6 separate regions of the Mus musculus genome follow, and regions 2, 3, 4, 5 and 6 are each linked to region 1. Evidence: chromatin loops called from intact Hi-C (ENCODE). Cell type or tissue: heart. All regions are shown on one strand.

Evidence for each region. A loop is a pair of places that touch in the nucleus more often than their neighbours do. Peaks named below come from ENCODE experiments on the same cell type or tissue, not always from the same donor. Only the 100,000 strongest peaks of a DNase experiment are listed, where the experiment ranks them.
Region 2: it touches region 1 in a loop (8-fold over the local background); 23 of 42 quality-filtered maps call a loop at or near these places.
Region 3: it touches region 1 in a loop (9-fold over the local background); 19 of 42 quality-filtered maps call a loop at or near these places.
Region 4: it touches region 1 in a loop (2.0-fold over the local background); 3 of 42 quality-filtered maps call a loop at or near these places.
Region 5: a loop joins it to region 1, with 2.9 times the contacts of the local background. A loop is called at or near these places in 10 of 42 quality-filtered maps.
Region 6: it touches region 1 in a loop (11-fold over the local background); 3 of 42 quality-filtered maps call a loop at or near these places.

Annotation. Positions count from the first base shown.
Region 1 is chr12:83,015,769-83,020,768 of GRCm38, reverse strand. All of the region lies in intron 3 of Rgs6 (regulator of G-protein signaling 6), which reads right to left. Among named protein-coding and RNA genes, the nearest start is that of Gm31308, 14 kb to the right of the region's middle. In heart, a CTCF peak has its summit at 2,551; no DNase peak of the experiment used is centred here; H3K27ac peaks cover 1,591 bases.
Region 2 is chr12:82,698,416-82,703,415 of GRCm38, reverse strand. The region is part of intron 2 of Rgs6 (regulator of G-protein signaling 6); the gene reads right to left. Among named protein-coding and RNA genes, the nearest start is that of Gm22149, 72 kb to the left of the region's middle. In heart, a CTCF peak has its summit at 2,325 (motif pointing left); no DNase peak of the experiment used is centred here; H3K27ac peaks cover 964 bases.
Region 3 is chr12:82,495,865-82,500,864 of GRCm38, reverse strand. It overlaps the pseudogene Gm5435. Among named protein-coding and RNA genes, the nearest start is that of Gm31064, 20 kb to the right of the region's middle. In heart, a CTCF peak has its summit at 2,890; no DNase peak of the experiment used is centred here; H3K27ac peaks cover 198 bases.
Region 4 is chr12:82,959,020-82,964,019 of GRCm38, reverse strand. All of the region lies in intron 2 of Rgs6 (regulator of G-protein signaling 6), which reads right to left. Among named protein-coding and RNA genes, the nearest start is that of 1700085C21Rik, 22 kb to the right of the region's middle. In heart, no CTCF peak of the experiment used is centred here; a DNase peak (open chromatin) is centred at 2,689; H3K27ac peaks cover 431 bases.
Region 5 is chr12:82,614,424-82,619,423 of GRCm38, reverse strand. It overlaps Rgs6 (regulator of G-protein signaling 6), which reads right to left and starts at 2,499. Exons shown (of 17, transcript NM_015812.4): 1 at 2,041-2,499. In heart, a CTCF peak has its summit at 2,529; no DNase peak of the experiment used is centred here; H3K4me3 peaks cover 2,418 bases; H3K27ac peaks cover 1,413 bases.
Region 6 is chr12:82,584,707-82,589,706 of GRCm38, reverse strand. No RefSeq gene overlaps it. Among named protein-coding and RNA genes, the nearest start is that of Rgs6, 30 kb to the left of the region's middle. In heart, a CTCF peak has its summit at 2,915 (motif pointing left); no DNase peak of the experiment used is centred here; H3K4me3 peaks cover 821 bases; H3K27ac peaks cover 1,154 bases.

The sequences.
Region 1 (5,000 bases):
TCACCAATTCAATTCACAGGGAAGACTGCCTGCTTCAAGAAGCATGTTTGAAACTATCTCTAGCCAATGGATAGGCCCCCACTTTCCCTACTGCCACCAGGTCACAACCTGGGCTTCTGTTTTTTGCTTTCTCTCTTTGAGTTAAAGTAATGGAAATGTATCTCTCAGATCTGGATGTCACAGCTGCAAATCTTGTATGGGCAGAGATAGCCTCTCTGGAGATTCTGAGGAAGTCCTTTCCTCTCTCTCCCCTCTCCCCTCCTCTCCCCTCCTCTCCCCTCCCCCCTCTCCCCTCCTCTCCCCTCTCCCCTCCTCTCCCCTCTCCCCTTTTCCTCTCTTTCTCCACACCCCCCTTCCCCTGGGGTCTGTGGCTGTCTGCATTGCTTGAGGTTCCTCAGTCTGCAAGTGTGTTAGGCCAGTCTGCCTCCATCATGATCCGGTACCCTTCATATAATTAGTTCTTTGATACATGTTTCTTTGAGACCCTCCAGATGGTTCCACTCAGCCTGGTGAGGACACACCATGGTATTGGTGGACCCCTACTCCCTGTTCCAAACACCAATGAGGGCTGAGGTCACTCTACCTAGGACAGGAGATGCTCTGTATTTCCAGGGCCAGCTCATAGGCCAAGAACTAAGCATTCATTCATTCATTCATTCATTCACTCATTCATTCATTCATTCACTCATGCATTCATTCATTCATTGTCGAAAGGAAACATAGGACTTAGCTCTCTCACTGGTTCAACTCTATCTAGCCTGTAAGGCCACATCCCCAAAGCTTGGCTTCAGACTTCTCATTTCCTTAGGCTTGGTTTTCCAGGATTGCAGATAGTAACAAAGAATTATTAGATTACCCTGCTGCTCCATTATGATATACAATACAGTATCAGACACCTTTATGTCATCCCATATGCTTATTTACACCAAAGTGTAACTCTCATGTAAGTCTGTACAATAATATAAGAGTTTCGTGAGGATTATGTGAGTTCTCTAGGAAGTATCAGTCCCATTTTCCAGATGAGGAATTGGAGTCTTGCTCCCTTAAGCACACAGAGAGCGGGTAGAAGCGTCAAGAGGGTGGCTACTCAGAGAAAGTTTGGTATCAGCAAGAGGGACCAGTGAGGACCACTTTCTCCCCTTTAGAGCCCCACTGTACTCCCGCTGCCTTGCTATTGTAGTAACATAACCGGTAGACACACTCTAGGAAGAGGTTTATGTTGGTTTATGGTTTCAAGGGATACACATGGTTCACCAGGCAGGAAGACATGTTACAGTAGTGGAAACATATAGCCTGGGATTCTCACACCTTGGCAGACAGGCTAGAGAAAGGATACACCAGTCTCAGATCAGAACCAGAGGTGATTATAGCTCTCAAGGCTCACCTCCCCATGATCCTCTGCTCCCAGCCTGGACCCAGACCCCAAAGGGTCTACAATCTCCTAACTGCCAGCAGCTGGGGACCAAGTGTTTAAATCTGGGGTAGGGGGACATTTTATGTCCAAACTGTAACATCTCTGGTTCTGAGAAGGGGCACACAGCTTTAGGTCTCAAACCCTGTGTTGGTCAACCCTTGAACCCCGGAGGCCAGGCAGATGTAGAGGCCTCTGGAGGGACATCACCCAGGCAGCTGAAAGTTGGGAGAGAGAAATTGCCTCAACTTCAAGCCAAGTCCCCTTGTAGTGGGAAACGGGAATCTGCTCACTGTGGATTCTGCTCTTGGGTGGCTCTCCTTTGCCACTGTACCTTGATATGAGGGACCAGTGTCACCTCTTACCTAGTTTGAAAAATGCAAACTACCGGGCGTTGGAGAGATGGCTCAGTAAAATGCTTGCTGCACGAGCGTGAAGACCCGAGTGAATTCCCAGCATCCACATAAAGGATGGGTGTATGGTACATACCTGGTACATACCTGTAAGTCTAGTTTTGGGGACCCGGACACAGGGAGATTCCTAGAGCTTACTAGCAGGTTAATTTAGCGGCATCTTTGAGCTCTAGGTTTAGTGAAAAACTTTGCTTCACAAAATAAAGCGGATATCGATTAAGGAAAACATCTTGTGTTGACCTTGTGTTGCATAGTGTATGCATACATGTTCATGTGTGTCCACACATGTATGTGCACATGAATACATGTGAACATGTATGCATAGGCTATGCGGACGATCACATTTTGTTTGCGAGATGAGTGTGACCCCGTTTCTTGTCTGTACCAGGCCGCCCAGACCACTGTGCTCTTCCCCTTCCCTCCGTGCTGCCTGCCCCCTTCTGTAGCTCCTTCCTCTCTCCAGCCCTTTCCCTTCTCATGGACTCTCTCCAGCCCTGGAAATTATGTGAGCTCCCCACATTGCCTGGACTGGCTTCACGGAGAAAAGAGATTCTTCACAAATTCAAAAAAAAGTCCCATCTTACAAAAGAATCTTGCCACATCCATCTTTTTGGCAGAAACAGCCTGTTGGCTTAATGTAGAAATGATTTAGGTTTGAGCGAGGAGGGCTTTGCTTCTGCCCACATTCTGTACTTTTAGTCCTTCTTGCTATGCAATACACAAAACCACCACACGGGGTCACTGTTGTCTTTGAAAGCCGCTTGAGTTGGTGAGCTGCTTTCTAAACAGACTGGGAATCTAGGATAGTGGTATTGATTTTGTATTTCACTTAAATTAATTATCATTGATGTTCTGAAGGCTACTTAACTTCTTGGTTAGAAAGGTACAGATCTGAAGTCTGTTTGATGTCATTTATAGTATTTTCCAGAAGCCAGAAATGAAGGTCAAGGGAAAAGTGTGGTTATAGTCACTTGTGAGGGGTTTTCAAGTGCTCCTGGAACTTCTGGGTCTATGGGTAAAATTACCACGTCAATTGTGAATGTCCAAAAGTTACAAAGGAAGAAATGTGGGTAGACAGGAAAGAAGTTTTAGACGTTAGGTGACAGTGGGAGAAGAGGCAGGAACCACCAAGCTTCTGGAGATATGAGAGAGTGACAATTGGTGATTAAAGTGGAACTAGGTCGTAGTTCATAGTGAAAGGAGACTGCTGAGCAGGGCCCCTCTTTCTCCTGTTTGTGCAGATCTCGATCCCCAAATCTTCAGCCTTTCTCCATATGAAATGGTGCTAATTCTTGCTGGCAGGCAGGGTCAAGCTTGGGTTATTACCAACTCGAAGAACACAACCGTAAATGCACAGAGAGAACTGGCTAACGAAGAAGCCATCCTTGGGCATCCTGGGAACCCAAGGTCCAAATGCTATGCAAGGGAGTACTGCAAAGGAAATGTGGGACAGTCTCCTTGGACAGGTCTTCCTGAATCTCATAGGTGCAGAGTCCCCGCCTCCAAATACTCCGCAGTGCTCATCTGCATCAGAGCATCTGGTTCCAGCCTTAGTGGCCAGTACCCAGCAGGAAGCAGACGTTGGCAGATTGAATTAAGGAGTAGATACACATACACATGGGGCTGCCTGTGGGGCATCTGCTCTCAGCTGAAATAGTGATGCTCACCAAACAGGATTTGGACTCTGGCGTTCTCATGTAATCAGGATCTTACGACGTAGGCAGCCTTGCACAACGGTTATTGGTCCCCCTTCTCTGCAGCCAGAGAGCCAGAGTTCAAAGCCTGACCGAGCAAGTTTCTCAATTCTCTGTTGCTCCTTGCTTCTTTAGGAAGATAAGGACACTAGCCATGTTGTATGGCTTCCTTGAGGGAGGGGGTGGGAGAGCTAGCCTTTAAACTTGGAAAAGCATGCAATTTGTGACATGTTCTCACTGAATGCTGGTTTCAAATAGTATTTTCACAACTATTCATTAAAATACAAATCTTGCTGGACTTCATGCCAGGTATCAGGATCTTAGCCCATTCAGACCTCTCATTCAGCTGGTGTCTGCTGCAGATGTCTGGGAGATGAACCTGGGTTAGCCACTCCCAGAGTGGGCCCTGCCTTCAGAACCTCAGACAGAACCACTGCTTGGCAGAGGCTGTGAGTGCATGGGAAACAGATTAACTTGCAATCATTTCAGCCCGCCACTGGCCATTTGCTAAATGGCATGGTTTGATATGGGAGTGTCCTCTTGCCCCTTGTTGGCGCCAGCCAGGCTTCTTATCAGGATGGTGTGACGGCTGAAAGTCACCCAACCCCTCATGACACACATCTTTCTCAGCAGATTTGCCCTTCATCTGCTGAGATTCAAGGACACAAGAAGAGAAGAAAATAATGAAATCAGGTAAGGAGAACTGCAGCGTACTGAGACCTTCTCTGGGGTCCAAGCTCAGCGACAGAAGCGTGATGTTGACACAGCATCTGCCCAGTGTTTCCCTGACTTCAGAGAATTCCCATGGAAGTCCTCTCTTCAAGACCTTGTTCTGATTTTCTTCTTTCCTTTCCCAGTTCTGTTTCCTGATAAAGAGGCTGTTTGAAGTTCAACAGTGGCAATGAACGACCATATGACCATGTTATGTGTGTCCTGTAGATGTCTCTGATGCTGCTGGTGGGGATTGGGGGGCGGGGGAGAGGTGGGGTGGGGGTTGTGATTGGAAGGGATAGCTTCACCTGTCTTCCTAACCTCAGGGCTTGACTCACCTACGATGTAAACCATTGCTATGGTGAGCACAAACCTTCCGTGCAGAAGGAGGGGCTGTGGAAGGTCCTCCCCCGTTCAGAGCACCGTGGGTACTGAGCTCTCACAGGCAGAACGAGGAAGGCTGTCAGCAGAGTGGCATTAGATTGTTTTGAGTGCAAGTGTGCACTCCATGGTGTTCTGAACCCCATCTAATCTGGAGGGCTGTCCCATTCGTAAATCTTTTAGCATTTAAATAAACTTTGCTAAACTCATTTCATCTAAAATCATTTCTCTTTTACCAGGGGAAAAGATTCATTTATCTGTTGGATTCTGTTAACCTGAGTCTTTTGACTCTGAACTGGAAGGACCTCTCCTTGGTGTCTGTGTCATTAATTTTAAAGGATGTCACTAGTTTTACAGAATAGACCCAAGTGTAGCCTCAACATATGTGAA
Region 2 (5,000 bases), 320 kb after region 1:
AAGATCAAAAATCCAGGTGACAGCAGATGCTGGCGAGGATGTGGAGAAAGAGGAACACTCCTCCATTGTTGGTGGGATTGAAAGCTTGTACAACCTCTCTGGAAATCAGTCTGGCGGTTCCTCAGAAAATTGGACATAGTGCTACCGGAGGATCCCACAATACCTCTCCTGGGCATATATCCAGAAGATGTTTCAACTGGTAAGAAGGACACAGGCTCCACTATGTTCATAGCAGCCTTATTTATAATAGCCAGAAGCTGGAAAGAACCCAGATGCACCTCAACAGAGGAATGGATACAGAAAGTGTGGTACATTTACACAAGGGAATACTACTCAGCTATTAAAAAGAATGAATTTATGAAATTCCTAGGCAAATGGATGGAACTGGAGAGCATCATCCTGAGTGAGGTAACACATTCACAAAAGAACTCACATGATATGTACTCTCTGATAAGTGGATATTAGCCCAGAAACTTAGAATACCCAAGATATAAGATACAATTTGAGAAACACATGAAACTCAAGAAGAATGAAGAAGACCAAAGTGTGGATACTTTGCCCCTTCTTAGAATTGGGAACAAAACACCCATGGAAGGAGTTACAGAGACAAAGTTTGGGCTGAGACGAAAGGATGGACCATCTAGAGACTGCCATACCCAGAGATCCATCCCATAATCAGCCTCCAAACGTTGACACCATTGCATACACTAGCAAGATTTTGCTGAAAGGACCCTGATATAGCTGTCTCTTGTGAGACTATGCCAGGGCCTAGCAAACACAGAAGTGGATGCTCACAGTCAGCTATTGGATGGATCACAGGGCCCCCAATGGAAGAGCTAGAGAAAGTACCCAAGGAGGTGGGGGGATCTGCAACCCTATAGGTGGAACAACAATATGATCTAATCAGTACCCCCTGGAGCTCGTGTGGAGCTCGTGTCTGTAGCTGCATATGTATCAGAAGATGGCCTAGTCGGCCATCAGTGGAAAGAGAGGCCCCTTGGTCGTGCAAGCTTTATATGTCTCAGTACAGGGGAATGCCAGGGCCAAGAAGTGGGAGTGAGTGGGTGGGGGAGTAGGTGGGGGAGGGTATGGGGGGCTTTTGGGATAGCATTGGAAATGTAAATGAAATAAATACCTAATTAAAAAAATTCAAAAAAAGAAATCAAAATTCTATAATTACTAAAAATGTCACTACAGATCTATTCATTTGATTAACCCTGTACAATTCGGTGTTCACCTAACAAAGACCTGAGCCTAACATGCAGAGATAGTGGCATAGCAGTGTTGAAGGAGATGCTCACACACTGGTCTCAACCACACGGGGAAGGTGGCTCTTACTGGTTCAAGGAAAAGTCCAGCCACTCTGCTCCTTTGCCTCTTCTCATCCTGGCAAAGCGATAGTGCTCCAGTTCTATGTAGACTTAACCCACCTTCTCTCAGTGTCCTTCCTACCAGATGTGCTTAGGGAAGGACACGTGTGCTCTCTCCAGCATCACTGTCCCCGATCTGGGCATTCTGAATCTCCATCACCTTCCATTAGTTTTCTGAGTGCCGAGAAGCCTTGGGCTAAGTATTTAATCTTTTGCAGTTCTTCGAGAATGGCTGAGAGCTGAGCGAATCTTCTAACTCTAAAGTGAACAGCAGGATTCCATATCTATATGACTTGGCTTCGCATTACCTGAATTTCTTTAGATTGTGGTCCCTGGATCCCACTGCCTGGGCCACATTAGGCTGCATTATTCATAAACTGTGATGCAGATTACTCTATGGCCTATGGGCACGGAGCCCTGGACCAGGGCCCTCTCTGTGTCACCCACTTGGTCTCTGCTTCTCTTGAAAAGCTGAGTAAACCTGCCAAGCTGGTTTATCTTCACTCCTTTGTGGGCCTACCCTGAGAATTCCACTTAGAAACCACAGACACGGACCCGAAATCCACAGGGCTACCAGATACTTAACCCCGAGACACCGAGAGCTGGGCACAAATCTGCACGTGGTTTTGGGAGGAGTTTCAGAGAAAGCAGAGAAACAACAAGGTATGTGCCATCTTGGAGGACCAGCAATGGCTCACAAGGAATCCACCCAGCTAGCCTAGCTAGAATTCACTTCCAAGAATATAGCCCTAAAGGAAAGCCTTCTGTAAGAATACTGTGTGCCTGTAAATTTGACCTAAATAAGAACAGTTGGTGCCTGTCACACAGCTGAGTTCTCTATGCACAGTCAACCTGTGATGGACCCTGATGGACACGTAGGAGAACAGTTTGTCTCTCCCATCTGCCATAGTCAGGGCCTCATTTGCTCCTGCTCTAGGAAGGCACCACCTGGTGGTCACTACCAGAAATGACAACACGCACTTTGCCAAAACTTTCCACCTCTCCAACTACCACACTTTACATTCATTCAACAAAATTCTCCTGAGCCCTTATCATGGGCCAGAGAGTGTGGGAGGTACAGAGACACCAGTAAGATAAGACTCGGTGGCAGGATGCAGAGAGCTTATCGCCAGCGCAACTGAGCCAAGAAGACAGAAGAGTAAGGTCTAACTTGGACCACATCCTTGGTATCCCAGCCTTCTATTAAAGCCCCTCTTTTGCCTGAGAAGAATTATTAGCACAAATGGCTCTCCTTTCTACCTTATTCCTCCCACCGCTGTCATCAATCTTCCCAGTCATTGCCAACCAGGGCCCTTTCCAGTTTTAAATCAACTGTCTTGCTAGGTCTTTCCCCAAGGAAACCTAAAATGACAGGGGCCCTGCATTCTTTATTTTCACTGGAGTTTTAACCCCCTCTGAAGGCGTCTCCTCTCACTCTTACGCTCTCCTTTCCTCCCTCAAAGAAGCAGGTGGGTGGTCAAGACACAAGGGACCCCCACTCTCATCAGAACTCTGATTTCGACATCCTGTGACACATTCTAGTGAACCCACTCCTTTTAATCTGTGGGGATGATCTGACTAATGTAAGGAAATAGCCACATTTTAAATAGAGTCCCTAATAATGACTCAGACGGGCGTCTGGACAGGGTTCATGCCATTGTGAATCCGAAAATGAGTCGCAGCTATTAAAAAAAGGAAATTGGCTTTCTTGCGTAGCTGGAGGCAATTTAGAAGAAGGAGCTCTAGCGAATGGGTTTGGAGCCCTGGCGAGTGCTCATGAAATGAGTTTCTGTGTCCTAAGTCCACTGCTTAGGAAAGTTGTTCTCTTCAAGGTGTCCAAGTTTTCTCAGCAGGTAAGATCACGGGTATAATAAGAACACTAAGGGTACCAATGAGAAAGATGGGTTGATACAGTGAGAGCCATGGGTACTTGGGGGCCAAGGGCATCCTCTAAAGTTGAAATTGCCCTCAAACAGGGAAGCCACCCTTTCCAGTGGAATGTGGAGGCTGGAGTCACAGACTGGCATGGAGGAAAGAAAGAAAGGATATGGGGCGTGAGCCAGGATAGATGTAGTGTGAGCTAGGGTAGATGGGGGCATGAGCTGGGATAGGAAGCAGGTGTGAGCTTAGAAGAAGCAACTGCTCTGACTTTTCACCTGCATCCCCAAATGTGCTCTCCCAATATCCCTTCCCGAGATAAACTATCACCCGGAAGCCCCAGCCCCCAAAGACACTTTCCAGCCAGGCCTCCTCTCCTCCTCAGATCCCATGTCACTCCTTGGCACCATCTGCTTGTTTGCTGATGGGTTGATAGACTGCCTGCAAGGGGGATGGCTGTGTGCTGCTTGCTTCCCATCCCTGTACCTAAAACAGTTGCTGGCACACAGTAGCTGCTTAATAAACACCAGTTGTTATTATCGGCACACTTTGCACAGAGCCTAGAAACTTGAGGCTGACTCCATAAACATTAGTATTTATAGGTGAGTATCTCCAGAAACTAGCAAAAGGAGGAAGGCAGCTGGGCGGCACCGAACCTCGGAGAACAGTCTGTGACTTGCCAGCAAAAGGAAGAAAAATGAGGGGATCAAGCAGAGTCACAGAGATTAATAAGTGTGGCCCCCTCTGAGACAGAGCTAAGCCCAGCCAGCTGGAGAGGTCTCCCTCCACAGTATGGAGCCCCGGACCTGTCCAACTGGCAGCACAGAAAACAGCGCAGTGAGGTTAAGACCGTTCATCCTGGGAGAGGCCAGAAGTACTGAAGGGAGAGGGGAAAGGGGAGGTACTTAGGCTAAGTCAGTGTTTGGCTACCAGAAATACACTGCCAGGCAATGGCCTCTTCAGCCCCATCTTTCCCTTCTCCTCTTGTCTGACTGTTTGGAAATGCAGATTCTGGCAGAGTTCGTAAAAGTCCGCTTGGCTGGGAGACGTATAATTGACTGTTCCAGATAGACTAGAATCACAGGCTGGGCTCACTCAGTACACAGACCTGCTGAGCACTGAGAAGATTCTGAGCAAAAGCACGGATGCAGCTTCCAGAGATATACGCCACCAGGAGGGTTGGAGTCCCACCCCTTCTCAGCCTCTCAGCCTGTCCTGGGTCCACCAAGCCATGACTGCCCACGAGCTTTCTCCTAGGCCCATCAGGTAGCACATGAGAGTCCAGACCATTCTTTTAAACATCAAGCAAAAATCCCCATGACTATCTTTTAGTCCTAATTAAGATGCTGCTAAATTAGATCAGGAACAAGGGAAAGCTGTAGTAATGTACCCTGGAGCATGCCCTCAATCATTAACTGATAGTAAAATGCCAGTGACTTCAGCCCTGATTCAAAAAGTATAACCGTTAATTTCATTTTTACCAAAGCTCAGCCTTGATTTCAGTGTATAAGCAAATAAATCAAGAGAGGCTAGAAAAGCCTTCCACGAACTACATGCCTGCCAATGTGCCTTTAAAACATATCTCAGCAGAAACCAGCATAATCCCTACCTACAGTCTAAGCAGCTGTCCTTATACTGGCAGATAAATGTAGTCTTCACCCCTCCTCAAGGAAACTTCTCTTTGCTACAAACAGAGGCTATTATAGAAAACCACAGCCAATCAAAATGCAGAGTTGTGGAGCCCAGTGCCAC
Region 3 (5,000 bases), 520 kb after region 1:
TAGAACTCACTCTGTAGACCAGGCTGGCCTCAAACTCAGAAATCCACCTGCCTCTGCCTCCCAAGTGCTGGGATTAAAGGCGTGTGCCACCATGTCCGGCTGGTGGCACACACCTTTAATCTGGGCTACACCTTCTGCTGGAGACTATATAAAGACATTGGAAGAAGGAAGGCTCTGTCTCTCTTATTTGCCTGTTTGCCGTGTTGAACTGAGCAACTGCTAGATCCTTGGACTTCCATTCACAGCTGCTGCTGACCATTGTTGGGAGTTGGACTGCAGACTGTAAGTCATCAATAAAGTCGTTTACTATATAGAGACTATATCCGTAAGTTCTGGGACTCTAGAGAACCCTGACTAATACACTAGATTTCTGGTTCTTTGGTGGAAGCAAGCATTGTAACTTGTCAAGATCTAACAGATTTTGTAACTTGCTGCAGTCAAAAGATGTTTGTTTTGTTATGTGTTGTTGTTGTTGTTGTTTTAAATCTCAGAGTGACTAAGAAAACCTGAGGCTTTCCTGTCTTTACAAGTCAGGAAAGGTAGGCACCTCGAGTGAGGCAGGACTTGAGATGAAGCCTCTAATGTGGAGGCTTTGGGCTACATCTTGAGAGTCAATTGATTTTTGTCCAATGCACTCATTATGTAAGATCCCACCCATAAAGTCATCCAAGCAGCCCCAGAATAAACAAAAGCATCACTATAGTGACTCCCATGCTAAGAGATGTGGTTTAAAGTATCACCCAAAGGTTCATGTGTTACAAGCTCAGCCTTTAGGTGTGAACATTTGAGAGGGTAGGACCCAGTAGGAGGTCTGAGAGTAAACAGCTGTGTTCTCAGAAGGGTTTGTGGAACAAGGTGCTCTGGCTTCCTGCTTGGCTTTCTGATCTGGCTCCCCTGAGCCTCTTTCCTGCCATGAGGTCCTCACCCAGAGCTGAGCTTGGTTCTCCCAGATGGTGAAAGACATAAAGGGCCTCGTTCTTACGAAGTTAGCCTCCCGATGTTACTTTGTCCCAAGGATGAAAACTGAACAAACACAGTAACCACCCACAGCTGCATGCTTCATGCTTCTCAGACCCGGAATTGGGACTGATTCCATCCATCCATGGCTTGAAGGGTGCGGCTCTGCCCTAGCACAGTTTTCACCTTTGCAAGGAAACAGTCATTTTCCTTGGCCCTTTAAAGTGCATGTTCCACACCTAGGCTTGGGTTACATTTGCTTATTTTCCCAGCATTTAAGAAGCTGAACCAGGAGGATTGTAAGTTCAAGACTAACATGAACTTCATAATGAGTTCAACACAGCTTAGGTTCCACAATGAAAAAATTCTGCCTTGATTTAAAATAATAATAATAATAATAATAATAATAATAATAATAATAAAGACCTGTCATTAGGAATAATTCTGCCCATACTGCAGTTTGAACTAATTCTAAATTCTTTTTTAACCTCTAGTCAAAAGTTAAGAACCAAGCCTTTTTGTTTGTTTGTTTGTTTTTGTATTTTTGTTTTTTGGAGACAGGGTTTCTCTGTGTAGCCCTGGCTGTCCTGGAACTCACTCTGTAGACCAGGATGGCCTCGAACTCAGAAATCTGCCTGCCTCTGCCTCCCAAGTGCTGGGATTAAAGGCATGTGCCACCACTGCCCGGCAAACCAAGCCTTTTCTAATGGTTTCCTTTCATCAGAATGAGTTTTCAAATCAAGAACCCTGGGACTTTTCTCTCTCCCCTTCCCCAATTACAGAGTTTCCTTTCCAGCCCCGTTAGACATTACCTTGGTTTATTGTCTTCGCCCTTCATTCCCCACTCATCTCCTGAGGGAACTCTGGGACCTCTGTGTTTATATCTCTATTAGCTTTTCAAGTCTCCCTTCACCAGAGACACTTGTAGTGCAATAACTCAATTATTTCAAGGGAGATTGGGAAGGAAAGCGCTAGCAGCGAAGACAGTGTGTGAAGTGCAGATAGTGTAACTGGCTTGGAAGTTTTGTAAGGAGAGCTCACCCTAGGACAACCTTCCTAATGCTGCGACCCCTGCCACCACCACCCCCACCCTTAACACAGTTCCTCATGTCATGGTGACCCCCCCAACTATAAAATTATTTTCACTGCTACTTCATAACTGTAATTTTGCTACTGTCACAAATCATAATGTAAGTATCTGTGTTTTTCAAAGGTCTTAGACCAACCACCCCTGTGAAGGGATCAGTCAGGCTCCCTCTGAGGGGGGGGCGAGACCCACAGGTTGAGAACCACTAGTCTAGGGTTTGTTTGAAATGGAAACTGACCTGAAAGGCTGTGGGGGCTCCATTCACTATTTTCCATCTCACCCCAGTATAGGGGTAGGCTACAGCAAGCTGTGGAACTAAAGCTCAGACTCAGCTCCCAAGCAGCCTTTTCCAGGGCTTAGCGATTTCCATGCTAATTGCAATTCCAGAAGCCAACACAGCACAAAGCCACAAAGCCGGGCGAAGGAAACGGAGCCTGTTAAAAGTGGAGGGAAATCCTTTACTTTGCACAGAGAGTATGCAATCCTGGCAGTCGTTTTCAGCTCTTGATAAGACAATGATGCTTCTGAGTTAAAAAACGTAATATGTTTATTAATTTATTTATCTTTTATCTATGTGTGCACAAGTCGAGATCAGGAGACAACTCTCAGGAGTGCGATCTTCGCCTTTCACCATGTGAGTCAGGATAGAACTTGTGCGGTCAGTTTGCCAGCAAGCATCTTCATCCTCTGGGCCATCTTGCCAGTCCCAATGAGTCCTCTTAATGCTATATTCATAAGAAACGGGTGATGAGGATGAACAGCAGCTGCCCCTTGATGCCAGGAGAGAAACCTAAGGAATCCAGAGTGTGGACAGCTAGAGAGCACAAGCCCCATCTAGTGGGGAGAGTGGGAACCCTGTGGGAACACTGGTTTGTGTGACCAGTTATTTCATTTGTGTATGTTAACACACAGACACACACACACACACACACACAAACCTATACACTTCTTGTTGTTTAGAGACAATGTCTCACTATAGAGTTCATGCTGGCCTTGAACTTGCAGTCCTCCAGTTTCAACCTCCCAAGTGCTGGGATTACAGGCATATACCACCACATCTGGTTATTACCAGATTTGGGGTGCTTTTTGTTGTTGTTGTTGTTGTTGTTTTGGTTTTTGGTTTTGTTGTGTTGTCAAGAACTAGATATTGCCGGGAGTGGTGGCGCACACCTTTAATCCCAGCACTTGGGAGGCAGAGGCAGGTGTATTTCTGAGTTCGAGGCCAGCCTGGTCTACACAGTGAGTTCCAGGGCTACACAGAGAAACCCTGTCTCAAAAAAACAAAAAACAACAAAAAAAAACAAAACAAAACAAAACAAAAAGAACTAGATATTTATTTGCATCCATCTGGCTGCTAGATATTGTTTCTTTTGGTTTTTGTCATTTTTTTTTTAACACTCAAGGTAAGCTAGCACCAACTCCAGGTAGGTTTCCTCAAAGCAGCACAAGATTGAAGCATTTGCTATACAGGACTGTTTAGAAACTATGTTCTGCTCAGCTGAATATTTGCATACATAAAGTCACTAGAGGGTTTACAATTGATTTGAAACATATATTGCTCTGGTTTGATTTCCGTTGCTGGTCAGTCAGGAGAGGCTGTCCTGAGTTCAAAAATACTCTGCAAAAATAAATAAGCAAAATATAAAGTGTTCAACTACATTAGAAAATTTGTTGTCTTTAAAAATATTTGAGCCGGTCGTGGTGGCGCACGTCTTTAATCCCAGCACTTGGGAGGCAGAGGCAGGTGGATTTCTGAGTTCGAGGCCAGCCTGGTCTACAAAGTGAGTTCCAGGACAGCCAGGGCTATACAGAAAAACCCTGTCTCAAAAATAAATAAATAAATAAATAAATAAATAAATAAATAAATAAATTTGATTAAGACTGGAGCTGCAGCTGGTGGCGGCGTCAGTGGCAGCGGCGGTGGCACCGGGGGCGGTGACCGGCGTTGGTTTCCCTCCTCGGCACCCAAGTGGGGATACTCCCTAACCCCCTAAGAGGTCGTGGCTAATTTTTTTTCCCATTTTTTTTTTCTTTAGGCGATTCTCGAGGATTTTAGCTGCGAGAGGAGTGCCCCCCTCCTCCTGCTCTCCTGCCTCTTACTTCTGGATCGGTTTTGTTGAGAGATTTTTTTTTTTTTTTTTTTTTTTTTTGCCCCACTCTTGGAAGGTGACTTGGGTCACCCTCCGGGTCTCAGTTGTTTTGTTTATTTATTTTTTCTTTTTTTAATTTTATTTTTCCTTTTTTTTTTTATCTCGTTCCTTCTTGTTTGTGTTGTGTGTGGAAATGGCATACTCGGCAAACACAAACACCGTGCCTAAATTGTACAGATCTGTGATTGAAGATGTTATTAATGACGTACGAGACATTTTTCTGAATGATGGGGTGGATGAACAGGTCCTGACGGAACTAAAAGCTTTGTGGGAGAAAAACCTACTGCAGTCTAGGGCAGTAGATGGATTTCGTTCAGAAGAACAGCAGCTTTTGTTGCAAGTTCAGCAGCAGCAGCAGCAACAGCATTACCACCACCAGCACCAGCAAGCACAACTTCAGCAAACGGTACCTCAGCAAGCACAGACCCAGCAGGTCCTTATTCCTGCATCCCAGCAAGCTACAGCACCACAAGTTATTGTTCCTGATTCTAAGCTGCTACAACATATGAATGCATCAAGTATTCCGAGTGCTGCTGCTACAGCTGCTACCTTGGCGCTCCCTGCAGGAGTGACTCCTGTTCAGCTACTAACAAATTCAAGCCAGCTGCTTCAGGTGGTCAGAGCAGCCAATGGTGCCCAGTATATCTTGCAGCCTCAGCAGTCGGTTGTTCTACAACAAGTTATACCACAAATGCAGCCTGGTGGAGTCCAAGTGCCTGTTATCCAGCAGGTCCTAGCCCCACTTCCTGGAAGGATGTCACCACAGATGGGTGTCATCATCCAGCCACAGCAAATCTTATTTCCAG
Region 4 (5,000 bases), 57 kb after region 1:
GTTCTAGTGAGAGACTCTTTCTCAAAGAAGTAGGATCGCAAGTGATAGAACCCAGTATCCTCATCTGGAGTTTACACACACATGCACCATTAGACTGCCTCAGATTGCGAAAATACCAGTAACCAACTCAATTATGTCAAGGGATTACTACTTTACTTGTGAGCAGGGAACCCAGCAGCAAGACGCCTAAGGCCAGAGCAAGCATTGAAGAATGCCACTAAACACCTAGACTCGCTTTATTTTAGTGTCCCTCCAATCATAATCCAGTCATTTTTCCTCCTGCTGTGCAATGGTTGCTTTGTGTGGAGAAACAGATACCTTCTCTTTTTATGATGGAAGAAGAATGACAAAGGAGAGAGGCTGAAGAGGCTTTCCTTGGCTCCAGGGAATCCTGTCTCTGTCATGTGACAGATGGGAGTGGGGCAGGGCAGTGTCCCAGGGCCATGCCCCACCACACCACTGGGAAGGCTGAGGATTTGAGGTCTCTGGCCTCTCCACAGGAAGCAGACAAGGCAGAAGAAGGGTCTGTGCCAAGAGCTGAGTGAGCTAGTGTGTGAGCTGCCTGAAAGAAGCGCTCTGGATGGTCCAGCATGGATGGCCTCTCTGCCTTTCCAGCCGTCTATGGGTTCTCAGTCTGGCTACCTCACCTCCAAAGACTTGCTTCTTCATCTTGGCAAGTGGAGCTAATTCAGGACTCCAGGGAGGGGTGAGAGTTTAGTGTTTAGAGTTTCTTACGGAGTCATCTACCTGGCCCCTTGTGCAGAAAACATTGCCAGTGTGTTCAGCAACTTTCCATCTGTCAGAGCTCTTAATTACCTTGGGTATACCCAACATTCTCACTAAAATAAGACAATTCCTCCCCTCCCCCAAACTGAAAAGGGATTTATTTTGTCAACACTGAATTACACTTCTCTCCAGGGTGGCTATTACTCAGTTCACCTACAGATGTCATGATTTATTCAGTAGTTCGAGGTCTGACTAAACATTCAGCAGATGCTACACTTCCAATTTACTGCACAGAGCATTTAAGAGAAACACACACACACACACACACAGACACTCCCTAGTACAACCTTTCCCAGCTGAAGAAGACGAGCTGGTGCTAACATTATCTCAAAGTACTTCCAACAGGAACCAATTTACATTCCCCAAATCTGATATTTTTCTACCTTGGACTGAATTATGAGCTCAGCTTCCCTGCCTAGCCAGCCACATGGGGTGACTGTGCTCGGGGAAATTCCATTCTGGCTTTTGTTTCTAATCTCTTAAGCAGATGTTTATAGATGCGCTTGCTTCTGGAAAGTGAATTTAATAAATTACTAAGGGCATGCAAATATGACCTTCATATGTAAATAGTTCCTACGGAAAAAAAATAATGTTGCTGTGAATTGAAGATCTGAAGGGAAGCTTGAGGCTGGAAGGGCTGAGAGCCCAATGTGATGCCTTACATAGTTTCTGTTAGGTGTTGTCAAGAGTACAACAATGCCTCCAGGACACTTCAGACACCCAGAGTTGCTCCCGGGAAGGAAGGCAATATCTCCGTTTAATAGAACCTGGATGGTTCCATCTAAGGAAGCTTAAGGCAAAGAACAGAAAGTTGATTCTCTTTTCAAACTTTCATAAGGTAGGGTGACTTCTGTCTGCTTGTCTAATGGGAAGTAGTCAACATGACAGAATTGCTTCATTTAAGATGGAAAGGGCTGAGTCAGGCTCTGTCCCTGTCAGTTGCTGTGTTGTTGTCAGGCTAGCCTCCATTGGGGATTTTTTTTTTTTTGGACTTTCCTTTACATACAAGCTGAGTAGCTAGAAAAGGAAACTCATTTTTAAGAGTGCTTTATGTAGCTAGGAGCTTCTGTGGTCCTGCCAAAGAGACATGACAGAAGCTCGTGAACTAATAATGTGTGCAGGGAAAGGAGGCACCGCTCCTTTGCACATTCCCTTCTCTCTTGGGCATGGTTGTGATGTTCAAAGCCAAAGCAGCCATCTTGTGACCATGAAGGAGAAGCCAAGAGAGCAGCTGATAGCTGGCAGACTGTCAAGAAACTGTCAGAGGCAGCGATCGATCCAAGCTCTTATTAGAAGCACCCACCCACCCATCCCCACCCAAATATACACACTGGGAGTCAGACTTCCTGCTATTTTTGGAGTGAATAATATATTTGCAACAGATACAGTAACTATAAAGTTAGTTCGGAGGGAAAAATACATTTAGCATACTCAGATTCATATATTGGGGATCCTGACTAAAATGAGCCACACATTCCTTTGTTAACTATGACACTCAGCATCAAGCCTACAGAAAAAAATTGGTTGCTGTATTTAGTGGAGATGCCCAATGCCAGGGAAAGGAAGATTTGAAGTGATTTTTATAACAAACCTGCCTCAGCCACGCTTAACTAAGGGGAAACGGCAGGGTTTTTCACGTTTCCCTCATTTTTCCTTGCCTTTGTTTACTTTCTTGGTCCCTTCCCCTGCTCCCTGCCCTCCACGGATCACAACTCTAGAGCCTTCTCATACATTATGACGTTGTTGTCTTTGAGAGAACTTGCAAAACAGGCACAAAGCAAGGTCTTTGCTGGTTAACCATCCTCTTGATTTCGTTGCTTGGCCCTCTGGTTTCAGGGGTGATGGGCCCAGTAATCAGAGGGAAGCATCCTGTGGGGCGGGGAAGACAGCGGAAACAAGTGTGCGTGGGAGTGGGGGAGGCCGGGGGGCTGGCTTCCTGGAGGTGGGAGTGGGGGTGGTGTTAAAACTCTAATGGGGAAAGGAGAAAGAAAGAGAAAAGCAAGCAATCAGGTGTCTGCTGGCTGGCAGGCTACCACTGTGGAACTGTAGCCTGGTGGCTTTGTGAGCACGTGACCTGGGTCGTTGATTCAGCCGTGTAGTCAGAAGATGCACACTGGCTTTAATGCTCCACCGCCCACCCGCCATCTTAACGTCCTTTATCAAGTGTGGACAACAACCTTTTTCTTTCACTCACCGACAGTGCTTTGCAAGATAGACAGCCTCTCTAGGGTTTTTCAACCATCGACGCCCCCCAGGAGAGAGATGACAAGATGCTAACCCCATATGAAGTCGGATCTCAGGCCCACTCAGTACCAAGGCCATTTTAACTGCAAGGCCATTCTATATTAACGTGAGTGAGTTTGCGTTAGACGGTACCGCTCAGCTCTGTATCTGGAGAGCAGAGACGTTAGGTTCCTCAAAAGTCGTCTTCAAACGCAATGAATATTAGCGGCATCGCTATTTCTTGGTGGAATGATGTATGCTAGGGAGTCCGCATGAAAAATGGCTCTAGGGAAGTGGTTCTCAACCTGTGGGTCATGACCCCTTTGGGGGGGGTGTCCCATATCAGATATCCTGCATATCAGATATTTACACCCTGATTTGTAACAGTAGCAAACTTGCAGTTATGGCGTGAGGAGCTGTATCGGAGGGTGGCAGCATTAGGAAGCTTGAAAACCACTGCTGTGGAGCATCAGTGCGTGCATTTCTATCAAAACAGTGTCTGTCAAGGAAAAGCAGATTTGGAAATCAAACACCAAAGCAAAATACTCCAGAGTAGGTAAACAAAAGTCTTATGAACCAAACTGAGAAACTCTACATTTATGTAAACCAACTCTGTGCGGGATGCAGCTGTGTATAGCGTGGGTAGAGCCAACCCTAAGACTTGAGGCTGCCGGAGTCAACCCCCTTCTGTGAGCATCCATGTCACCCAGGAATAATTGATGCTTTTTTCGGCTGCTCGAACCCCTAGCTAGGGCTGGAGTTTGGGGCTGGGGTGGTTTCAGATGGCTGCTTCAAGTATATGAGGAAATTAACGTTGACCTCAGGTTTAACCAGAAGTTGGGAGCCGGACTCTACACTTTCCTACTGTAGCACTGAAGCACTGTAGCACGTTCTCTTCTCAGAAGTGACAACTCTGGTTTGTCACTCCTCAAGAATCAAGCCAGAGTTTTGTATGCAAATTAACTGTACAGCGGTGATTGTAGAAGAGCCCAACTGTGGACCTATTTAAACAACTATGAATGAAGCGCTTGGAGGATGCTCTGGGCCCCAGAGATGCTATTGCCATCGTCATAGAAACAAAAAGGACTGACACAAACCAGGGGAAATGCCTATCCTGGGCTTGGCATGTATGCTGGATTAATTTAATATTAAAAAATAGAATAGTGACAATATTGGTTTTTTTCTCTCCATTTTACAAAAGGGGGCTCTCTTGACCTCAACCCCACTTTGATGTTTGTGCATTAAACATTAACAATCTGCCCATGTTACTCTCCTAGGCCAAGTCTTATTAGCATTTCCTTCTGACGTTGGTTCTTGCCGGTGAATTATTTTAAAAATGTAAGCGTCAGAGGTGGAATAAGAACCACACAGTGGTGTAACGGAGGTTATTACAGGCCTTTGAAGATTGGAAATCGGCAGAACCGGTTGTGCATGAGGCTCTTTGCTTCTGTTTCGCTTTTATTAGAATACTTTTCTTGTGGAGCAAACGGGCTGTTCCCTTTGTGATCGGGTTTTATGTCAGGCCCGGAAAGCATTAGCTGCGTTGTGCCCCGTGAAGGTTGGCACTACAGACAGCCCACCTTTCCTCTGCACAGATCTCTTCTTTACTTACTAGGGCAGCGGTTCTCAACCTGTGGGTCGAGACCCCTTTGGGAGGGGGTCACACATCAAATATTCTGCATATCAGATATTTACATTACAGTTCATAACAGTAGCAAAATTACAGTTATGAAGTAGCAATGAAATAATTTTATATCGGGGGTCAACACAACATGAGGAACTGTATGTACTAAAGGGTCTCAGCATTAGAGAGGTTGACAACCACTGATCTAAAGAAGTTTGCCAGGTAATTGGGACATAGCAGGCGCTTGCTCCTGAATGATGCCGGCTGGAATCAAGGGACCGTAAAGGCGGTGTCGGGTGGATGACCCGTTTCCAACACTCTCTTGGGATCTGAGACTAACAAATCCTCAAATATGATTTTTGACCTT
Region 5 (5,000 bases), 400 kb after region 1:
AATGAAGATGAACTTCATTAAATGAATTCTCCCAGACGCCCTGAAAATAAACAAGGAGGTTAAATGCATACTGAGGTTCAAAGCACCAAGAATTAAGACTAGCTGGGGAGCTAAAGGAAAAAAATTAATCCCAGTATTGAGCCCTCTGAGAGCATCCCTTTTGAAAAGAAAAAGAAAAAAAAATGTGGTAGACAGCTTCTCTCTTTTATCTCCATGTTTAACCCCTGGAATGTGCAGGACCTCAGAGAATAAAAACATATGAGAGAAAACCAGAAACAAAGGGATCAGAATGATCTTGCCTTCACACACACACACACACACACACACACACACACACACACACACACACGTCCATTCATGTGGGACAGTAAGATCTTGAAATTTACTGGCAAATTCCATTGCCCAATGAGTCTTTTTCCCCATAAGTGTTTGCTGATTTAGAAAAAAAAATTATGTTGGTTATCTGATTTCATAAATCATAAATAAACAAATAAGTCTCATTTAAAGAGACCTCGAAGCCACACAGGCATCCTTTTCCTGTCAGATTTGATGTGACGAATTGATAGCTTCAAAGAAAAACGTTTTACTGAAAGTCTCTCAGCAGAATAAGCTCAGTGAATGTTAACTGAAATTTCAGAAGGTGAATGAAGAGCAAAGTTAAGACTATGGAAAGAAAAACACCTTCACCGGAATACCTCCCGACAGCTGACATTTCTAAACTCTACAGCTGCTTTAGGGAAGGAAGGAGTTAGTGGAAGGAAGCTTTCCCCACACTGGAGCTTACAGTGCCCAAGATCACCTCGGTAGCTACACGATTTAGATTAACAGCCCTAGCAGCGAAAGAACTCAAACAATTTATCATCTCTGCAGTACCCGTGCATAAAGGCTTTGGCTTACAAAGGTGTGTCTGTGGGAACTGTCCTGTTTCCCTCTGTTCTCCACTTTGAAGGGATACGTCCCTTCTAATGCAAAGTAAGTTCAGAGCAAGAATAAATATAGAAGTCACAGAAACTTTCAGGCAGCCCAGATCCAACTCCACACAATTGCCCATCTACCTAGTTGTGAAACTGACTTGTGGGAGCCTTGTTTATAGTGTACTATCCTCGGACAGCAAAGGGCTTCGACGCATCGCGCACATACTGGCAACCCATCCTCTAACAGCCTGATAAACACCAACCCAGGTCTTACTCTCCCATTCTCCCTGGAGAGAAAAAGATGAAATGGTGGGCTTTAACCTCCTCCTGGTTGCCTTTCAAGTTTTCCTTTAGGGCTGCTAAAGGGCTTTTATCAGAACTTACCTACAGGTCCAGTTTCTAAGCAGGCACTGATGCTGCGAGAATAATTCCAAACCAACGAGATTCAAAACATGTTCAATTTATTTGCAGACTTAGAAATGCCACTGTCTCCGTGAGAGAGAAAACGCACCCACTTTGTCAAATTAAAAAAGAATGAAAACCCGCAGCTTTTCCTCTGAACAAATTTAAATTTTCTGGGTCACTTCCCTCATCACACTTTTTAAGCAGCCTGACCTGCTCAGAAAAGCCTATACCTACCGTCTGTGAAAGCAACTCCCAAGCCTCAGACCTCACCACCCGCCCCTGCGGTCCTCACCTCACCACGGAGCCTCGCCCTTTCAACCCACAAATCGGGAGCTTATTCTCAGGAAAAGTTGCTGGAGGTAGATTCCCCCACCTGCGCTCTCCGAGCGGATGGCTGGGAAGAAGAGAAAGCCTTCGGGGCCCCGCACGCCCTCCAGGCCCAGGCTCGGAGCGCGTCCCACCCCAAAGCCGGGAAGGCGATTTCCACGCAGACCTGCACCCATCCCACACAAGTCCGCATGCCAGCTCGCCGAGTCACTTACGTAAGCTCGCCCTGCACAGTCCCAAACTGCAGACACACACCCGCACCTGTCACGCATCCGAAATGGACAAGCGCCCACCCCCGAGGAATGCAAGCCACACAGATCGGGGCGCGGGTGCGGCTTCCATTCCTTTTCCTCCGGGTTCTTTTCTTGTCCCTTTTTTGTCCAACTACAATTACCTTAGCAACCAAAGAATTGTCTCGACTCGCTCCGGCGTCTCAGTTTCTCCTAAAGCCCGGCTGGCGCCCGGCTCATGATAAGGCTGGGGAACCCGGGAGTCGCCAGCTCTCGGGGGGTGGAGGAGCGGCCAAATCTGTCCGGGCACTGCTCTCCCGAGTGTCGCCTTCTCCTCCTCTTCCACCTTCTTGGTGCCACTCTACGAGGCGGCGACCGCAGGGGGCTCAGCGAGCACACTGTACAGCTCCGGACCCGGGAGGAGGCGCGGCGGGTCTCATGGTGCCAGGGCGCGGGGCTCCCGGGGTGTTTCCCTCGCCCCTCGCTGGTCCGGACCGGAACCGCCCCCTCGGCGCCCGCAGCAACAGGGACCCCGGGGCGCCCCCGGGCGGAGTTCTTGGCCACCCGGTGGGGGCCGATCGCCAAGGAGCTGCCCGGAGTCGCGCAGCCCAGGCGCTCGGCTCGGCCGCTGCCGCAGCGGCGCCCGCTGTCGGGGACCCAGAGCAGCTGCAGCCTCGCGCCGCGCACCTGGGCGCCCGCACCTGGCCTGAGCCACGCGCTATGAGCGGGACCCTGACACCTGAGCACGTTCTTAGGTCGCCGCCGCCAGGCTCACCTGTCCCGGCGCCGCCCGGGGTACGGATCAGGCCCTGTGCAGCAAGCGAGGAAAAAAATAATCTGCAGATTCCAGGCAACCGAGCAGCTACCTAGAAAACTGAGGGACTGTGTTAAACAAGCCAAGGCTCCTCTCCTTGCTGCCAGGATGACCGTGTACTGAAACTTTAGTGGCGCCAAGGTGCTCACGATTCTGGCCTGAGGTGCTGTCCCGGTAGCTTTTGAATCCCTCACTGACGTGGGGCTGGCGCCCTCTAAATTAAAATGAGCCAGTGCGTTCGTCAGAGATATTGTTGCTAATCTCGTGGTTTTATTTATTCAACGTTTACACCACACAGCGTTGGGAGCGCTTTGTGGTTGATACTATCTTGAAACAATACAAAAGGGAATCTAAGGGGGAAACTATGCACAATATCCTTGGGCAAGAAGAGAAGCTTTGACATTCAAATGAACAAGGGTAACTTGAATGGACATTTTAACCTGAGAGTCCTGAAACGTGATTTTTGATGACTTATGACTGGGTTGCAGATGTAGCTCACCTAATATAGTGCTTTCCCCAGCACTGAGTAAACCCCGACAGAGATGGTATCCACCTGTAATACTCAGGGGCTGGAAGCAGAAAGAACAGAAGTTCGAGGCCAGCTTTGGCTACTTAGGGAGTCCGTGAGTCACACTGGACTACATGAAGGCCTGTCTCAAATTATTTTAGGGAACTGTAGTTGGAGGTAGGACAAGGTGGTTGGTACTAAATAGTTACCAGTAGATGTGTATGTATGTCAATGTTACCAACACCAATAATAAATCAGTAATTTATACTTTAGTGTATTAATCACAGAAAAAAATAAATAAATTACTCCAAGTCATTGGGGATGAATGATCTGGACTCTTCATCTTTATGGCTCTGGGGGTGAAAATTTAAAGTTTCCTTGGCAATATGCATGTTTGTCAACACTGCTGTGCATAAATATGCAAATAACAAAGAACATCAGTTAAAGGTAAATAGATTCTTCTGAATGTAAATCCATTCTTCTAAAATGGCAGATTGTTAAAGATGGCTTCTGATTGAGCGAGGCCCGAGGACAAGGCTGCTAACTCAGAAGGTGGCCTTGGGTAGGATCCAACCCCTGTAAATAACACCTATAACCATGGATTTCTATAATATACTGATTCAAGAAAATAGACATGTCTGTGTTGTTTCCTCACATAAAGCTAGTGTGCTAGCCACACTAAGAGTGACCTGTTTTTAGGAACTGTACTCTGAAGTCTGAAGGGGTCAGTGAGTGTAAGTTGGAGATAAGATGTGCCTAGGAACCCTGTGTGTGCCCTATTGGTAGGGGTAAGCACTTTAAGTCAGAGGTGGGACCCAGTAGAAGGAAGCTGGGTCCATGGAGGGGTCCCACTGAAGGGTGTATGATGAGACTAGCTCCTCCCTCAGTCTCCACGCAGTATACAGGTCTCCTACCAGCATCCTCCAAGACAGTAGCTTGAAGCACAAGACCAAAAAACCATAGGCTAAAAATCTCTGAAACTTGACGCCAAAAGAAGTCTTTCCTTCTTGTAAATTGTTTGTCTCCAGTATTTTGCCACTGGGAAGAGAAAGTGCCTAATACACAGTCATTTGTTACTTATTCACAGATGGTTGGAAACTAGGAACACCCAAATAAAGTGAACAAACGAACTAGTCTGTCCACCTGCTCGTGTAATGTGTTTTGTAATTCAATATGACTTCAGAAGAGATGGCTTAAAAAGATACACTGAGGTATAATTGTTCTCTTCGCCAAGATGAACAACAAAGACTTTGTCTTCATTTAATTTTATGTGTATGGATGTTTTGCCTGCATGTATGTGTACCCTGTGTGTGCAATACCAGCTGGAGGCCAGAAGAGGTGACAGATCCCCTGGGACCAGAGTTAGAGCTGGTTGTGAGCCAGAATGAGGGTTCTTGGAACCAAATTCAGCACCTCTGGAAAAGATGCTCTTAACCGCCGAGTCATCTCTCTAGCCCCTAAAGACTCATCACTTTTGACAAGTGTCCCTCACAGGTTTCCTTGAAGTATTATCTCATCATTAACTGAGATAAAAAGACAGTCTCTCTGCACACTACTCAGTGAATATATACAATTTCACTCTGCATATCACACTGTGAATATGTACAATCCCACTCTGCCTGTTTCCATTAGCCAACCTCGTATTCCTGAAGGCCTTGCTACACAGAACAATCTTTCCAGAAACTCTAAAGTATAAAATAAATATAGTAATGTATAAAATCCTGAATCTTTTCATCACTTCATTACCAGATGAGGGGCTACAGCTAAGCCTGTGATAGAATTGCCATTGGGACATCTCTGTT
Region 6 (5,000 bases), 430 kb after region 1:
GGAGGGAGGGAGGGAGGGAGGGAGGATAGAACAGAAGGAGGAGAGGTGCAGTGATAACTCCACCATTTTAGGGCAAAGACAAAAACCAGAAAGGAAAGAGAAAGAAGCCTGATCCTCACCGCCATGGTGTGTTCCCAAAGTCACTGCCCCAGAGGCAATGGAAAATGCCGACCCAGGAGGGCTTCCCTTGAAGGCTTTCTAAAGAGATCAGTCATTCGGTGCTGTCCCCGCAGTTCCGCCCCACTGCCCTTGCCCCCTGGGATTCCTGCTGCCTTGGCAAACCTGATGACACGTCAAACCTAATGTTTCCAGAACTGTGCAGAAATGCTGAGGAGACGTCTGTGGAAGCCTATTGTCAATTATCTGGCAAGCGGGAAGTTTGCAGATATTAGGAACAAGAATTGGGTGAAGTTGGGCTCTGGGTTTTAATGAGGATCCAAATGAGAACGTTGGCTATTTCCTAGGATGTGCTAAAAATAACCTGGACGCCTGCCTTCCCCAGCCCCCACCACCACCCCCCCCCCCCCCGCACCACCACCACCCCAGCTTCATCTTCAGTGCCTGCTCATGCTGAAGATGCAGGAGGGCTGGAAAAGGCTCCTTGGGGTCCAGCACCAGGGATGTTTGCTCGGATAAACATAACTGAGCGTTGCTCTGCTCCCGCACGCATCAGTGGACCTGCCACCTTCAGGCTCCTGTCACATTTACACTCGAGGAGGCTTGAAGGTGACGATGGATGGATGGGTGATTCCTGTGCAAACAGGCTTTGTGGATTTCAAGCTGCCGCGCCTCCTTTTTCTTTCTCTTTTACCTTTTTTTTTCTTTGATTTTCTGTATGACCTAGGCTGACTTCACCCCCTTGCCTCCACTTTCTGAGTGCTGGCTCCCAGGTGTGTGCCGCTATGCCTAGTTCCGATTTCAACTGTAAGTCCCTCTGGCCTGCACTACTGCCAACTTGACTCAACCCTCTTGTCATTTTTTTTACCCTCCTTCCTGCTCTTCTCGCCTCTCCACCCTCCCCACATCACAGTGTCACCAAAACAACCATACCCCACCATCACCATCATTGCCACCATGCATTGAACTTGTTCAGCCACTTTCTGTGGCTCCTAGAAAGACCACATCCTTGCCAGAGCCACAGCAAGGACCTTCCTGAGCTGTTCCCAAGCTTCTTCAGTCCCCCTCCCTCCCTGGGGACTTCCCGTTCCTACTCAGGTCTTCTAGTACCTTCTGCCGACCATGCCCCAGGAATCTTCTGATCTCCATGCATGCAAGGCCATCCCTTTGCCCAATTCTGACTGATGGTTCAGACCTCAATGTTTTCAAAAAGGATGCTCACTCCCAATGTCACAAACAAGTCCAAATCCCTTCATCTGTCTGCTTCCATCCTCTCCTCTGCAGGACAGATCTGGGCTGCATTTGCACATTTGGTCAATGATTAATTGATTAACGGGATTAACTCTCCAGAGAGCAGCCCATGAGAGCAGTAGGCTACATCTGTTTGTGCATGCTCAGTACCCAATATGCTGCCTGGCATTCTTGAAATGTCCAGTAGTCATAGAGGGAGCAGGGCTAATCTCCAGACAAAAATTATTTAAGGCTTGTATGACTTGTGAGGTTTGGGTGGGAGCAGCGGTAGGGGTGGGGAGATCCTGAGTCAAGAGATGTATTAACACAGCAGCAAACAGTACAGTAGGGGTCTGAAGGAAGACCCTTCGGTTCTGACAGACAAAGCAAGGTGTCTAATCTTAAAGATTTCTGAGGGAAGAGGAGATCTCACATCACGAGGAGGTATTAGCCAATATGCAACCTGTACTGTACACTGCTACAGTATGGCAGGACTTGGCTTACAGGAGAGGGTAGGTGGTGGTGTCTGCATGTCCTAGTTTCACAAAGGAAAAATTAGCATAGCTAAGCCAAGCCGTTGGGAACACTCCCCTCCCACCCCCAGTCTTGCCCTGTGAACTGATTCCTGGCCCTACACTGGCCAGGCCTCAGTCCTTTGGTTGACAATGTCCATACATAACATTTACTCCCTAGAACTGTGGGATTTCATTAGTGTGATGCTTGTCATTATAAACTGCTTCCCGGAGAGCAGGTACCCTGATGAATTCCACCTGGTCTCCCAAGCGAAACGAAACGACTTACTGGGTATAATGGCTCATGCCTGTAATTCCAGCACTTGAGAGACTGAGTCTCTCAGGAGGTCAAGGTCATCCTGAGCTACGTAGAGATCTGTGGCCAGTCTGAGCTACATGAGACCCAAAGGACCAGCAGGAAGACTCAGGGGGTAACTCTGCTTGCTGCTAAGCCTGAGGCCTAAGCTTGAGCTCAGAACCCACGTGATGAGGTGAGAGAAATCACTGCCACAAGTGGTCCTCTGACTTCCACACATGTACTGTGATATGCACACGCACACACATACACAAATACATACATACATACATGCATACATACATACATACATACATACATACATACATACACACATACATACATACAACTTTTTAATTACAGAAACACAAAACCAAAGAGATCAAATATTGTTTTTTTTTTAATTGGGTTGAAATGCTTATCTTTTAATAGTTCAATCCAGATGAATCTGGGGTGGTCTCTTGTATCCTGGAGATTTGTGGAAGAAGAGCGGAGTGGAGGATGGGGAATGATACAGGAGGAGCCTGGATGTAACTTTATCCATGAAGCTTTAAGAAAACTGAAGGATGAGCTAGAGAGGCAACCCAGGCATCAAAGGCTCACCTCCCAACCGAAATCTCAAGAAATCCAAGGCAAAGAGAACAGTTACAAACCAGGCACAGGACAGCAGAGGGACCAGAGACAAGGGGAAGAGACCTTTCCTCCCTCAACCATAGGAACCAGTCCTTTGTTTGGGGATGAGGTGGGCCTGTGCCCTCTGCTGGACAGACAGCGCCCCGGCCACCTGCGCTAAAGGAGTAGCAGCCATCAGCAGCTGGGAGATCCAGCCCACCCTGTGAAGAATGAGCTATTATTGTCACAATCTTGAACTTTCTTAAGTGTTTTTTAGTTGGTGATTGCCGTAGGGATATGCAGAGCTCCATGAGAAATCTACAAACGTTGTGACATTTGTCTGCCGGCAAGTGACAGGAAAGCCAGCTTCCTCACGGCAGGCATGGGAACAGGGTCAGATCAGGGTTCAGAGAGCTGCCAGAAGGGAGCTACTATTTTGAGGTCACAGGGCATGGGAAAGGCTTATTATTTTTCCAAGTTAGCTCCTGTGCCTATGTTCTTACTCCTCCTTCAGCCTCGAGTATCAAAACTGTCAGCCAAAGAAACAGTCCTCACATTAAAGAGACGGTTTATTCTGAAGTCAAATTGTGAGTGTGGTTAGAAAGCACAGATCCGAGGTTCCCCAAATGCCGTGTTCTAATGATGTAGCAATCCCATGGGCTTTTTTAGAAACAGAACAAAGAAGGCCATAAAACAGCAGTTTTGACTACATGGATGGGTGTATCAGGTAGACAGTTATAGGAGACAGCAAAATTTTGCTATTGGCCTTAGATGCTATGTGTGGATATTCTCAGCTCCTTGGTTATTTGAAATTGTCTGCTTGTAAGTCCCAAGGAATTTACCTAATTGTCACAAAGACATTAAATCACATAAAGAGGAGGACAATAAGTTGCTGTTAAGTGGGTAAAAGATACCCACAAGATATTTTTTGCTTTTGAAGATAGGGTTTCTCTGTATAGCCCAGGCTGCCCTGGAACTCGCTCTGTAGACAAGGCTAGCCCTGAACTTACAGAGATCTGCCTGCCTCTACCTCCCAAGTGCTAGAATTAAAGGTATGTGCTGCCACTACCACCCAGCCTCCTAAGATATTGTGACTCTAGACTGGCTACATTCCAACTTCTCTACATCATTTAGTTCAGCCAATCAACCTTTGTAATCACAGCTTTTTCCCCTGGGAGTTCTTATTTGCATACCTATCAATGACCCCACTAAAATTAAAGAAATCCTTTGAAGTATTTGTTTAATGGCCCAGATGCGACACTGGCATGGAATGACATAAGACAGATAAGTTTACCCTACAAGAGAAGAGCAGGCCATGTCGAAATCCTCCTTTCTCTAAGAGAAGAGGGGGAAAGAGGGACATGTTTAACTAGTTAGTGATGTTCTGGTCAAATATATGGTTCTGATCTCTGATTTGTGCTGAATTTTTGTAAATCTATAGCCCTTCTAAAACCACGGAAGAAAGAGAGAAGTTAAGTTTATCTACAGCCATACCGCCTTGAATGCACGGATCCTGTTATATCTCAGAAGGCAAGCAAGGTTGGGCCCCAGTTAGTTAGTACTTAGATGGGAGAATGTAAGTCCAAATTTCCAAAGGGCAAAGAGTTAAATTTTGAGCTGATTCATCTGACACTTGCTCAGTGAATAAATGGGGGAGAAGGGTAAGGATGCCCAGGGCACAAGGCCAATGGCCATGTTCCAGTGACTGTTTCACAGTCACCTTCTCTCAGTCCATGGAGACAGGAACTGATCTAGCAACAAGTGACATAAAGTCTTCCTGGGAGCAACAGATCTTAATGCCAGGAGGAGGCCTAGCGCTGGGACTCTGGGCTTAAAATTTGAGTGACTGCCGGAAGGAACCCCCCTGAGAATGTAATCTGACTGGCACACAGGCCAGTAATCTGCATTCTTCTGTGTGTATTCCCTGTGCTTTCAAAGAAGTCCAAACAAGAGAGGAAAGAAGACTGTCAAGGTCTTCTTAAAAGATGAGTGTTGTGGGCCTAATTGCCAGCTGATAGATTTGGGAAACTGATCGGCTCCAGAGATCACTGACCTAATCAATAGATTAAACCCTTGACAGATGCATAAAATAATAGCAGTATTGGGAAGTGACAGAAATTAGGAGGCAAGGCCTCAGAGGAAAGGGGTCACAGGGGCCATGTTCTTCGGAGTATGTGGCCCAGACCCCTTGCTCTTTCTGGAGACTCTTGCTCCCTGGCTGCCAAGAGCATTTC